2 separate regions of the Mus musculus genome follow, and region 2 is linked to region 1. A link is a contact called in ENCODE Hi-C data. All regions are on one chromosome and are shown on one strand. Each heading gives the region's core, a stretch centred on a gene start or an enhancer-like site at or near the end of the contact. The rest is flanking DNA. Distances are from core to core; before and after follow the strand shown. Region 1 holds the start of Khdrbs3 (KH domain containing, RNA binding, signal transduction associated 3). Region 2 has its middle 19 kb from the start of Gm49415.

Region 1 (6,389 bases), core at 2,396-4,895:
GACTCCTGCCTTCCAAAGTGTCTCCTTTCCTTCCAGGGTTGCTTTCTACCCTTCCAGCCACACAGTCTAAGCTTGTGTAACCTGTTTTCTATGGCAAAAACTGGAGTCAGAGCCCAGAGTGGATCTTCTTGGTGTCTTTTGCTGTAACATGCTCATGATGGATTTCTAGGTGAGGCTATGCCATCTTTTGGTGTCCCCCTTACATAACAAAGCCACTGTCTCGAAGATTGGAGTAACAGTGATGTTAGAGAATTTATTTTTAAGGAGTGATCCCTGAATACATGACTGCTTGCATTGACCTGACTGCTCAACCAGACGCTGGGCTAAGGAGCTGAGAAGGCTCCAAGGACACAGAAGACAAAGACTCAGTGTGGTGAGCATGAACAAGAGCATAAATAACACTGGTGTAGAGAGAAGGAGGAGTCAGAAAGCATTAATGCTGTGTCTATGTGGAGGTTAGTGAGGTATAAATCTTAACTGACCCTTTCCCGGTGCTCAGAGATAATGCTTGCTGGGGAAAGATTGGTAGCTAGTAAGTAAGGGATATGGGGGCCAGAATGAGATTTGAACTTTTCCACTCATGAGAATGTAACATAGGGCTCATATCTCTTACACATTCAAAGGGAAGTTTGTAATGTGGGTAGCAATCCTTATATAGAAGAAAACTAGCTCACAGACACTGGCTGTGATTGGAGCATGCCCTGATGGTGTCAGGCACAGCAGCAGTGTGTGTGATTCACTGGAGCTGATGTCAGAGGCCAAGGGTCTGTCTCTCCCTGGGAAAGAAGGCCTGGAAGTCGGCGGAGATTATAAAATGACAACTATCCCTCTGGGGTTGCAGAGACTTGGCTGTGCTCCTTCTGGTAGCCTGGAATGATGGGTAACAGTGGCTTGGGAGATACTCCTTGCATCTCTGGGACTGAGAGTCAAGACAATGACTTGGAAAGGTAGTTATGTTCCCTTATGCCAGCTGAGGGACTCCATGGAGTGTGGACAGGAGATGTAAAGCCTTGTGTAAAGCCAACAGTGCCCTTGTGCCCTTGTCCAGAGGTGCCATTGGAGAAGACATCTTTTGCTTCTAAATCCAGAGCAGTCTCAGTCCACAGGAAGTGCTTGGCCAGAGCAGGGTATTCTAGAGAGATCTCTGGCCTAGAATCCCAAAGGCTTGAATTTATATCACTGCCGGCTGATGTCTGCAGGGGAGCTATTACTTTCTCCAAGACCCATCACCCATGGGATGGTAACTTCATGAAGAACAGCAGAGTAGCCAGCAAAACATGGAGGTGGTGCCCTGCCCTGGATCTTATGGTCCAGCCAGACTGGTGGGTGGGGACGATTTTCTGAGCCTCTTACAGGAACATCAGTCTTCTCCCCTAGAGGACCCAGCATGAGCACTCACAGGGCTGGGCACCTGCCCACTTGGAGAGTTCTGTGAGGAGGAGGGTCCAGAGCAGGCGCGTTAGCATCTCTGTTGTAGGCCTCATGGTACACAGTCCTCCTCCCCAGCTGCTGGCGGGACATCTCTGCCAAAAGCACCACTGGAGGAGGGACAGAGATCTAATCAGGCTCAGATCACTACCCGGGAAAGGGTTAGGTGTGGGAAGGGTTCAGACTAGGAGGGCCTGGAATCTCAGCTTGCCAGTGGTGGCACAGTTGGCAAAGTATAAAATTCCTCAGCCTTGGAGATTTCTTGATGAGTAAATGGTGATAAACTGAATCTTTCCTGCAGGTATCAAGAGGACGATGTATAAAGCTGCCAGAGCAGCTTGGCACTTAGTAAATGCTCATAATAAAGATAATTAGTAAATGCTTAATAAAGATAATTAGTAACTGCTTAATAAAGATACTCATCAGTGAAAGTTTAGACTACTACCGAGGCAGAAAATGGAAGACACGGGGCAGGGAGCGCTGTTTCACCAGGCACTCTGCCTGCCTCTTCTCCTCAGTAGTGTTTGTCAGAGGATCCCTGGAATTCAAGTCTAGGGAGACTAGAGCAAGAGGCATGTGCTTCTATTTAGATGTAAAGGGAGAAAAACCTTCCCTTAAGAACTCCCCAACTGCCTCACATCTGGCCCCCCAAGAACTATGTTATGTCAGGGACTGCTGACATAACATAGTTCTTGGGGGGCCAGATGTGAGGCTCAGACTTGGGCCACACTGCATGGCCAGACCGGCATGGGGCTCAGGGTCAGAAGCAGGATCTACCCTTATGAGCTTGCTCTGCTGGGGTTGTGCTCTGTCTTCAGCATCAAGGAGCACACAGATGGTGTTGCCTGCTGCCTTTCGAAGCTTCTGCCTCAGAAAGCAGCCATGCGAGGGAGACTGCCACAGAACAGTCTGGCTTTCATTTTGTGCCTGGTGATTGTGAAATAGTACATCCTTATGAGGTTCCTAAGAAATAATCTTTTCTCATCTCCATAGGATAGATGAAGAGACTGAGGCACAAATGACCTAAGTTTGCTAAAAGGTCAGAACTAGTTAACCACTGTATTTTACTGCCACTTGCCAGTTCTGACTAAAGAGAGACAAGGGGGAGGTTGTTGTCGGGGACGCTACAGTAGTACCTAACCTGCAACCAAGTCCACACAAGGCTGGAAAAGGGATCAGGTGCTTGGGGGATTCCTTCAGCACACTGTTCTGGCGCTCTCTCCACATCCGTCCCTGACAACAGGTGTTAGAGACCTCTCCCTCAGACAAAATTTGCTGTTCCCCAAGATAGCCCTAGGCTAGTGAAAGCGGAGTTGTAGTTCTGTGAAGGGCTTTAGAGTACAGGGAGAGGAAAAAAACGAAGCAATTAAGGTTTTTCTAGGGAAGTCTTGAGCACTGTCAAGGGACTCTGGTTATCGAGGTTGGGGTTATGATATCCTCTGAACAGGGACTCAGGAGTCCTTGGTCTAGTGTGAGACATTTATTCCACACACCTCAGAGGATCTAAAAGGAGCCTAGGAGAGCATTTGCTGGGGTCTGGTTGCCTGTCGGAGGGCGACAGAAGACATCACCACCATGCGTGGTGTGGTAGGTTCCCTACTGGAGACAGTTTAGAGAGACTCATTCATCCACGTCCAGACACCACCATATAAGGAGAAGGGCAACACGGAGCAAGTCTCGGAAGACAAAGACAGTCTGAAGGGCAGGCGCTTTTATGTAACCGACTTCTGCGCCAAGGGTCTCAGGAGGCTGGCGTTTTAAGTCCTGCCCGGCGGTATTTTCGTACAAATAGCAGCGGACAGCAAAGCGACCTAAGTTGGGCAAGTTCGTGGTGCTTTGGCAAACCAGGAGTCTGGTCGCACTGCCTGTTCCCAGAGCCTGGCAGTATGAACCTGGGCTCCAAAGGCTCTGCCCTTGTCCCTTCTGGCTAGGACGGGTGACCTTGGACGCGCCACTTGACCCATGAGCCTCAGTTTCCCAGACTGCACATACAAGGCAATGCTGGACAGCTTACAGACGCTCATCGGGGAGCCCTGGATGGAGACCCCTGATCTAGGGACCGGAAGCGCCCCTACAATGTCCCCGCTGCGGGCCCGCGCAGTCCCAGTGCCCCCACGAGGCGGCGCGCGCCGGGCGGTCAGCATAGCGCGCAGGCGCGGCGGGCGGGGCGGGGAGGGCGCGGGGCACTGCGCGGCGGCTCAGAGCGCGCGGGGTGGCGCGCGGGGCGGGTCGTGGCAGAGCAAGGCATCGTCGCAGCCGGCGAGCAAGACTGGCCAGCGCTCCTCGGCTTTCCAGCCCGCTCTCTTCGCTCATCCCGCCGCCTTGCAGCCCGCGGCCCGCAGCGCGGTGATCTGGGGCTCCACGGGGCCGGGCTGAGCGGCCGCCGCCCGCCCCGAGCCGCCGCCGCCGCCCGGCCGCCCGCCCGGCTTAGCCGCCGAGGCGCCTGGCGGGGTCCGCGCCGCCGGGGGCGGGCGGCTCGGGCTGCGGGGCGGCTGGCGCGCGCGCGCCGCGGGGCGGAGAAGCGGGCCCGGCGGCCGGCGAGCATGGAGGAGAAGTACCTGCCGGAGCTGATGGCGGAGAAGGACTCTCTGGACCCCTCCTTCACGCACGCCCTGCGCTTGGTGAACCGAGGTGAGCTCGGCGGCCGTTAACGGCACCCGCGTAGCCGGCTCCGGAGAGGAGGGAGGAGGCCCGACATCAGCAAGGGACTGGAGTCTCTTCCTTGGGGACCCTGGTGGACCCAGGGGAAACTTCTGGGAGGAGGACAGAGAGCGTGTAGGAGCCTGTGTCTGGACTGGTCCTGGATGAGTCCACCAGAGAGAAAGAGAGTGGGACGCCCTGGGACCTGGGGTGTTTGGGGTATCTAAGGAGCTGCAAGAAAGCGCATCAGGGATAAGGATGGGCTTGGGCGAATCTGCTGCGCAGGAGGTGAAGGGAACAGGTGCTTGGTTTGTTAGTGAAGTTTGGGGACCTTGGAAGAGGTTTAGGGTCAGATCCTCCAAGCACGATAGAGGGGAGGACTCCAGCGGCCCCGAGGGAGGAGCCCAGCTTCTCTCCCACGGTTTTTCTGTGTGTGCCTAGGCGGCCGCCGGCTGGGCAGTTTGCTGTTCCTGGGGGCGGGCACTCATGCCAGCCTGGCAGGCAGGCGGCCCTTGAAGGTCTCAGTTTGGTAGAGGAGGCCCGCCAGAGAGCCAGTTCTTGCTCGCTCTTTTCTCTTCTTGAGACAAGCTGGTCGGGTGACCCTCATTGGTGTCAGGCTTAGGGTTGAACACATTGCCAAACGATCCACCCGCCTGTGCCATTTTTCACACTCCTCCAACCAGCGCGGGTGGTAAAAGGAACCGGGAAGTGCCAAGGACAGGGACACTGGGGTTTATGGAGGCACGCCTACCCAGGACAGTATTCTTCAGGTTTACTTCTCCTCTGGCTTCCTGAATCATCTGTTGGGATGGAAGGTAAATGAAGCCTGCCTTTACCGGATCTATCTGCGACACCCGGGTCCAGCATGGTTCATGTTTCAGAGGAAGATGGTCTGGGAACCTCTGGTTCTTTTTTTTTTTTTTTTTCACCCCTCTCCTTTTCCATACTTCTTTTTAAGGGATATGACAGAAACATTATCTGGTCAGATCTGTAACCATTTTTATGAATCACTTTGTCTAGTGGATCCTATTGGGGGTATGCTGTTCACAGCGCTGGTCCTGACTCTTATTGTTGGGAGAGAAAGATGAGGCAGACATATTCTATTTGTGTGTAGACACCTATGTTTTAGAACCACGACCTCTGTTACTTGCCTATTGTAGACAGTTGTCAGGATTAGGCTGTTGTCCTCCTGTGGGGGTGGTGTGGAGAGAATTACTTTCTCCAAGAAGTGAAGCTTCTTTGAACAGAAATATGCTTGCCAGCCTCTCCCGTTAATGGTTAGTGGCATGCTTATTTTGATTTCTTTAATATACCGGAGCTTGTGAAAAAAGTCATGGGCGTTGTTCAGTCTTAAATTAGTGGAAAGGAATTTTAAGTTTTGCTGCCCGGTCCTTCTGAGCAGTCTTGTAGTTAGGTCCCTGCAGTTAGGTTTGTACTACCCACTCCCGATCTTTATGTCTAGCTTTGGCTTCTTGCTGGGCTCTCATCTCTGTAAGAAATTTCTTTGTACAACGTGTGAGATCAGCGGATTAGAAATGGTCAGAACCAAGTACGTTTTTTCCGGGTGAAGAGACCAAGTCAAACTTGGGTCGGACTCCCAAGTTTGAGACTGGTTTCAAAGGGTAAGGAGTTCTTTTAAAAGTCTGGGTTGTTTTCCTGTGTCGTGTTGTCGTACCGTGTGCTGTTCAGATGCTCACAGTTCCATCGGTTCCTGTGTCTGCTGGCGTTAGTAGTGGCTCCATTCCTTGAACCAGACACTGTGGGAGGTGGTTTTTGTTTTTTTGTTTTTTTGTTTTTTTTTGGCTTGTTTGGCTTTGAACTCGGTTGCCTTGCTTTTCATCCGGACTGTAATTCTTGTAAGAAGTACATTTCTTAACGGCGAAGGATGCTCTGCTGCCAGAGTGCTTCTGTTACTGTGAGCTTTTGCATCACTTGAGATGGAGCCTGATACCCAGAACACGGTGCTCTGTCATTTGAAATATTAATTATGGTCGGTTACGTAACTCCAACATTACAAGGGCTTTAAAAAAAAAACTATCAAACTATCAGGTCTGAAGTCAGCATTTGGGTGATTTTTGGTAAAGTTTTATTTGAAATCTGATAGCCACCCCTTTTCCTGGTTATATGACAGCATGTTATTTACTACAAAGAAAGTCTTTTTAGAGGTTATGCTGGAATCTCCCACAGGTGGGGATGGTCGATACTGAGATGATTTTTTACTATGGTGTGGCATGCGAGAGAGACTCCGCAGCTAATGTCCCCAGAGCTCACGGTCCTTAGGGTTTTGCACAGGATTTACAAAGTTTCCACGGCACTTGAAG
Region 2 (6,389 bases), core at 2,726-5,225, 190 kb before region 1:
AGAGTGTAGCCCATTGGATCTGAGCTGAGAACCATTACACATGACTGTATCTCTTATTCAGGTAAGATACTGTTCTGGTTTATGTCTAAATTGCTCACACCCACATGGGCTCATATTTTGAATACTTGCTCTCTAGCTGGTGGTACCAGATTAAGGGGCTCCAGATCATTGAAAAGATGGAGTCCAGCTGGAGAAATTGGGTCAGTAGGAATGGAACGCTGAAGGTGATCCACAGCCATTGGGTTCTGTCTTACTCTCTCGACTGTGGTGCTAGCAGGCTCTCTTACATGTTCTTGTTGGCATGGGCTGCATTGCTCTGATCTGGTTTTTCAACCATGTTATATCTATCCTCTTTAAGTTGCTCTGCCAAATATTGTATTCACAGAATCATGAAGTAATGTAAGATCCTAAGTCAAGACTTTATTATTCTAATTCTGGTTTTACTTGCTCTCTTGTGATCAAGTGGCTCTTAGACTTTGGTACCCCTGCCCAAGTTTTCCTCCTTCCTCTAATGACTTTTGAAGATCAGTCAGGGCATGTTGGAGGAAATATGTTTATTTCATAACAATTGGACTGATATGTGGGATGGTGGTAGCTTGCAAGCTGACTTTATCTACAGTAGTGCCTGTTCTACAGTATTGACGACAGTAGTGTATTAGTGGTTCTCAACCTTCCTAATAAGTTGATCATGTTGTGCCAACTCCCAACCATAAAATAATATCTCATAACTGTAATTTTGCTAGTTATGAATCCTAACATAGATATTCGATATGCTATGACTTCACTCTGGGAAAGAGTCTTTTGAGTTCAAAGGGGTCAGGACCCACAGGTTGAGAGCTTCAGGCTCCAACTACCGGGGTCTTTGCTTGCTCCAGCATGGATGCAGGAGAGTGGAGACCAGAGCCTGGATGCCCTATAAAACCCTTGAATGTCTGTCTTCTCCAGCCTCTTCCAGTTCTCCAGTTCCTCGGGTGTCACGTGTTTCTTGTGCACAGATTTGGGATGGGAAAGAGCAGAAACCACCCCATTTCTGTATTTTCTACTAGTCACTTTTCCCTCTATTACGCACAGAAGTGACCCATATGACAGTTCTAGTACTCAGACCTTAAGAATGTAAGGGGGCTATCATGTCTAGGGTAGACAATTGCCCATCATGCTTTTAAGCACAGGACTTCTTTAATGTACTATTCTAGGCTCATTGATGGCTCCAGCCTTGTACTGGTCCTAGCATATACAGAAGGAATTTAATAGAAAGAATAAAATGTCCTATTGCAGAGAAAGATTATTTGAATATTAATCATTAATTCCTAATGCTTATTAGGGGAAGTGGGTGTTGGAGTCAGGTCTTCCAGGCACAAATTCCAACTCCTTCACTTGGGTTAGAGAACTTAGCAAGACTTAGTCACAGCATTTTCTCTCATTTGTAAAACAGAGACTATAAGGACAGCACTCCTGGAATGGTGGAGTGGGCATATAAATTGAAATGGCATCAATACATAATTAGGGATGAAAGAACAAATTGTATCAGACTGTACCATCTTGAAAGTAATAAAAGAGAGAGAATAAATTCCTACCAAGTGCCGTTCTCATTCTAAGTGCCCTAGGAGGTTTTTGTTGTTGTTGTTGTTGTTGTTTGTTTTGTTTTGTTCTTCCCCTTAGATCCCAGAACTATCTTCTATAGCACTGTGATGTCCTGCAATGCCTGCTTCTATGTAATAACATGAGGAGCCCAGGAAGTAAGGTAATTGCCCCAGGATGCCATTTTGGTATGAAGTCACAACATTTCTACCCACTCTCTGGAGATTCCAAATACTTCTGCTCTTCCCTTTCACACTGAAGTCATTCCAGTTACAACCATGGCTCAGACACCCTGTTCTTCTCCGTTCATTTATTATACCTGGATGGATTCCCGTCTGAGGTCCAGCTTATATTAGGGTCATCTGTGAATCTATGATGTTAACTGGTGGTCCCGTAATAAGCAGAAATCTCCAGGTTTGGGTGGCATCATCAGCAGGGTGACCTCTAATACCTCTTTCCCAATTGTCTAAGTATAGTCTCATGAGATGTGAAAGTAAAAGCGATTATCAAATTACAAGAAGAAAGTGCCTCACTAGGAAAAGGCTAGCACTTTCTGAGGGATGTATAATTAAAGCCCAGTAGATTAAAATCCCTTTAAGAAATGAGTAATACAAAGATTAAGGCTCATCTGATACAGCTTCCTGAATGGCTGCTCAAAGATTTATAGACAAAGAATAAATCAGCTCTGAAGGGAGAGGAGAAAAGGCATCTTGCTGATGGCTTACATCTTGCAATGGAGTGCAGAGAAGGAGCTGGCTGCAGTATCAGGACTAGAGGCTTCTCTGCAAATCAATTCCCAGGTGAACGGGAAGAAACCCCTTCCCATGATCAGGCAATGGACAGTGTCAGTCTAAGGATTTGGCATGACAAATTCCTTTCTTAGTAGGTTATGCTTTTTTTTTTATGCACTGAAAATGAGCATAGAAACTTAGAGTAATTAGGAGGTAATGAAGTTGTCAGAATAAGCTATTGACCAAAGAGCAGACAAGGGAGGAGATGAAAAATTTAAACGTTTCTAATTTAGCCGATGTGGAAGCCGCACTTCCTTCGGCCATATGGGAATCATCCTCAGTGTCTAATGAATGAGATTTCTGGGCAATGCGGGGAGCATCCCAGAAGGCAATGGAAAAAGGAACTGGAATCAAAGTCCAAAATGATAATGATGAGAGAAATACAAATTATATTCGGTCCCCAACGGGTTTGTTTTTTTTTTAATCCATTTTTTTTTTTTGCAAAGCACTTGAGAATATATTATCTCATTCAGTTTTCACAGAAACACGGGGGGTGGAGGGAGACATCTATGGGTGTGGATATGGAAACTGCTGGCAGGTTCATGTTTGCAGGCAAGGTGTTCAGGACAGTGTCTGTTACACCGAAAATTGTCTGATACGGACTGATTTGAAAGATGGAAAAAGCAAAGGCTTCATTTTACCACCAGATTTTTAAAACTCATAGTTAAATGCTTTAATGTAAAAGCAAAGCAAGTCGGGTAGGGTTGAATATACTTTCACTTCGAAATAAGCCTGGTACCCAGCAAGCACTGACTGAGAGCTATGAAATGTGGACTCCTGTGGGTAGGAATTCACTCATCTACTGACGGCCATCAAGTATATCAGCTCTTGTACATCTCTCAGGCTCCTCTTGCTTCAACAGGACCTCAGCAGGATGTGCTTTCTCCCTTCAGCCTCCACAGGACAAGGCTTTCTGTGGTCTGGGTCACCAGTGACTATTACCCTCAGCCCAGTTCTGTGAGTGCTGCCTTGTGAGATCTGAGTGGCAAGATCATCTTGAGGGTGCGCTCTGGGGAAAGAGGGAGAGTCTAGAAGAGCACACAGCAGGACTGGCTTCTTAGAAATGTGTAGGGAGAAAGGAAGGAAGGGACAGTACTAGAAGGCATGAGTAGAGAAATTGGTGTGGGGATGGTATATGTCTCTTGCCCCTGAGCTCAGGTGGCAGTGACATCCAGTCATGGACCCTGTGAATATACATGAGCTCGTTTGAACAAAGGTAAGCCAACATTAGGTAATTTGGACAAGGGTAGAAGATACCTAAGGAAGAGGTTTTGTTTTTTTTTTTTTTTCTGTCTTTCAAACTCTGCTCAGTTTGGCTTCTTTTCTCATCCCTTCCACCTAAACTCAGTAGCTTACACCCTGGAAACTTGATGTTTCCAAACTGCACTAGCCTGTTTTCCAGCTTTGTTCACCCTGCAGCTCCTGTCAGTGCCCCATGCCCAGAATCTGTTCAGCGGGACCATTTCATACCCCAGGGCTGATGTGTGATTGCTAGTCTGATTCCATGTACTTCCTCCTGTGACGTTAGTGAACTACCGTCTCTCTTACTCACAGTCTCCTACCCACCTCCGCATTGTATTCTTTTGGAAAACTCAACTTAAATAAAACACAATTGCTCCTCTACTGTCATCCAGAAAGATAAGGTTGGAGACAAATTCACAGTCGCATTGACTGGCCTCATTAAATTCCATAATCAGGAACCAGAAGTGTCAAAGCACCCCTTCCTACTGCCAGGAAACAACTTTAGACACCAGTCTCTTTTCCTCTCCCAGGTGATCAGCCACACCTGTTCCTCCCCCTGCCCCCCCCCCACCCCCACCGGCACTTGCTTCTCACTTCTTGCTTTCAGTGGGTGGTATTTCTCCTCATATCCCAGGGAAAACACAGCTTAGCAGAAAGACTGTGGAAACTGTTCCTTCTCCACTATGTAACTGGCTTCAGCCTCATGCACCCCTACACAAATGCCTGAACGTGAGTGCTGGGCCTTTGCACACAGGCAGGTCCTGTGCAGGCATATTACTTTCTTGCTTTTCTACTGCTATATCAGCTAGACTTGGGACTGACTCAAAGGCCTATGCTTTTTAGATTCCCAGTAGAATTCTGGCCAGATAATTCTACCCAAAGGGAAATAATATTGTTCTGTGTACTAAGAGGCAGAGTCTTAGGTTAAGTACCCCTCCTGCAAGTGGACAAACCAGAGGGGTCTTAAGGTAGAGGTCAAACATAACACTGACTGTGGTAAGGGTTGATGGATTTATACTTATTGCCAAGCACATTGGTGTATGAATTAACTATCAACAGCCTTTTGTGTGCCCATCACACCCTAATGAAGTGGTTCTTTAAAACCCCCATGCTTGTAAATGTGTAAAGCAATCTCTCTTTTCTTGGTTAAATCCTGGACAATTTGTTCTGTAGAATTAAATGTGAGGTTTATCTTTTACCTTCTGGCTTAAAAGTCTGATTACGTTTATGATAACTTTCAGACCCCCTGAAAAGTAATTCCACTTTTTAAAACTAGTTGAAGATCTGAAGAGTCATAATATGAATTCCCTGGTCCATGCTTTCAAACCATTATTGATGGTGTCAATCACTGCTTTCCCTCCAGGATCCACGGAATGTTTTATTTGATATGGCGACAGATAACTTGAGTTGTGTAAATTAATTAGAATGCATGGGCTTGAGAATTATGGGAGGAATTGGGAATGGGTCCTCTGACTACAACATCAAATGATGCACTTGTAGGGTCTTGGGTTTTTCCCCCTAAAGAGTGAGCTTTGCTAGCCAAGAAATCTTAATTCTCATGTAAGGATACTTTTGCCAGAGGCCCCAGTCTGGCTGATTTAAAATGAAAGTGGGATTTGTCAGTTTTTTACTATTGCCATTGAGCCAGTAGGCATGAAAAGGCTCTGGTATACTGAAGATGTACTGAATCCTATTACTAAGGGACACTGGGTGTTTGTTGCAAAATGAAAACAGGGAGGCCTGTGTCTTTCCCTTGGATACTTGGGCATGGCATAGAACTATGTTCAGTAGCAAAGCCCAATGTAAAACTATAGAAGCCTGTAAAAGAAGGCTTATAAAGTACCCACGCTTGCAGGAGTTGAAGAGTGTGCTGTGACCGACTCCTAGAAAATAACACCGCGCAACAGAACAGAGACATGGCAAATAAATGCTGATTAAGAGCCAGAAAAACATAGGATAGTCAGTTGAAGGAGTATGAACATTGCCCACAGTCAGCGGAGCAGTTACAGAAACACTGATCAGCTCTAGATTCTTATTAGGCCCAATACAAGCAGTGGCTGTTTTTCTTTTTCTTTGCCATTTTGTGGTTTCTGTTTTTCTGTCCCAGTGATGAGAACGATAAGCAATATAAATACTGTATAGCTTTCAAGACCAAGCTATCTTGGAATCAAGTTACCACGAGAAATCTGTCTATCCCAGAGTCCCTGTGCTATTAGAAAATCCAAGTATGCAGGTAGAATAAGAAACTGAGGCATAGGCAGAAGTGAGGCAGATTGTATCATATCAGCTCCAGCCAAAATGATCCATCTGCCCTCCTGTAGCCCAGGGATCTACCCTCATTGAGGTCTCTGAAGTGAGATAGGCATTTCTGAACAAACCAAGACCAATTTATAGACTATGCAACACAATAGGGCTAGAGAGATGACTCATCTGTAAGAACACTTTCTGCTCTTGCCTAGGACCAGAGCTTGCTCCCAAGCACCCACATCAAACAGCTCACAACCTCCTGTAACCCAAGTTCTTGGGGATCCAGTGTCCTCCTCTGGCCTCTCTGGGCACTAGCACACAGTAATATAACTAGTAGCACTAAAGTGCATAGTAACAAGCAGTCACACACACATACGTATAGAAATTTAAAAGCGATGATTTTAAAATGCAATATTTTAAATGTTTTAAATCTTTTTAAAAGTAATTACTTTAATTATAGAAATTTATGGCATACATACAGTGTAAAACCTCGGTATAAGTATTCAGTGTATAATGATCAAATCAGGAGAA

What was found. A loop is a pair of places that touch in the nucleus more often than their neighbours do.
Region 2: a loop to region 1 is called in a map of left cerebral cortex, with 3 times the contacts of the local background. The contact joins the enhancer-like site here to the promoter of Khdrbs3 in region 1. A Hi-C loop is called at or near these places in 1 of 37 maps with a recorded cell type or tissue (left cerebral cortex).

What each region holds. Positions count from the first base shown.
Region 1 is chr15:68,924,775-68,931,163 of GRCm38, forward strand. It overlaps Khdrbs3 (KH domain containing, RNA binding, signal transduction associated 3), which reads left to right and starts at 3,646. Exons shown (of 9, transcript NM_010158.2): 1 at 3,646-4,059. The coding sequence starts at 3,972.
Region 2 is chr15:68,732,973-68,739,361 of GRCm38, forward strand. No RefSeq gene overlaps it. Among named protein-coding and RNA genes, the nearest start is that of Gm49415, 19 kb to the right of the region's middle. Within about 2 kb of position 3,976, at least 1 of the 3 ENCODE cell types and tissues checked has a DNase peak (open chromatin) inside an H3K27ac peak, as active enhancers do; it is left cerebral cortex, where a contact is called at or near this core.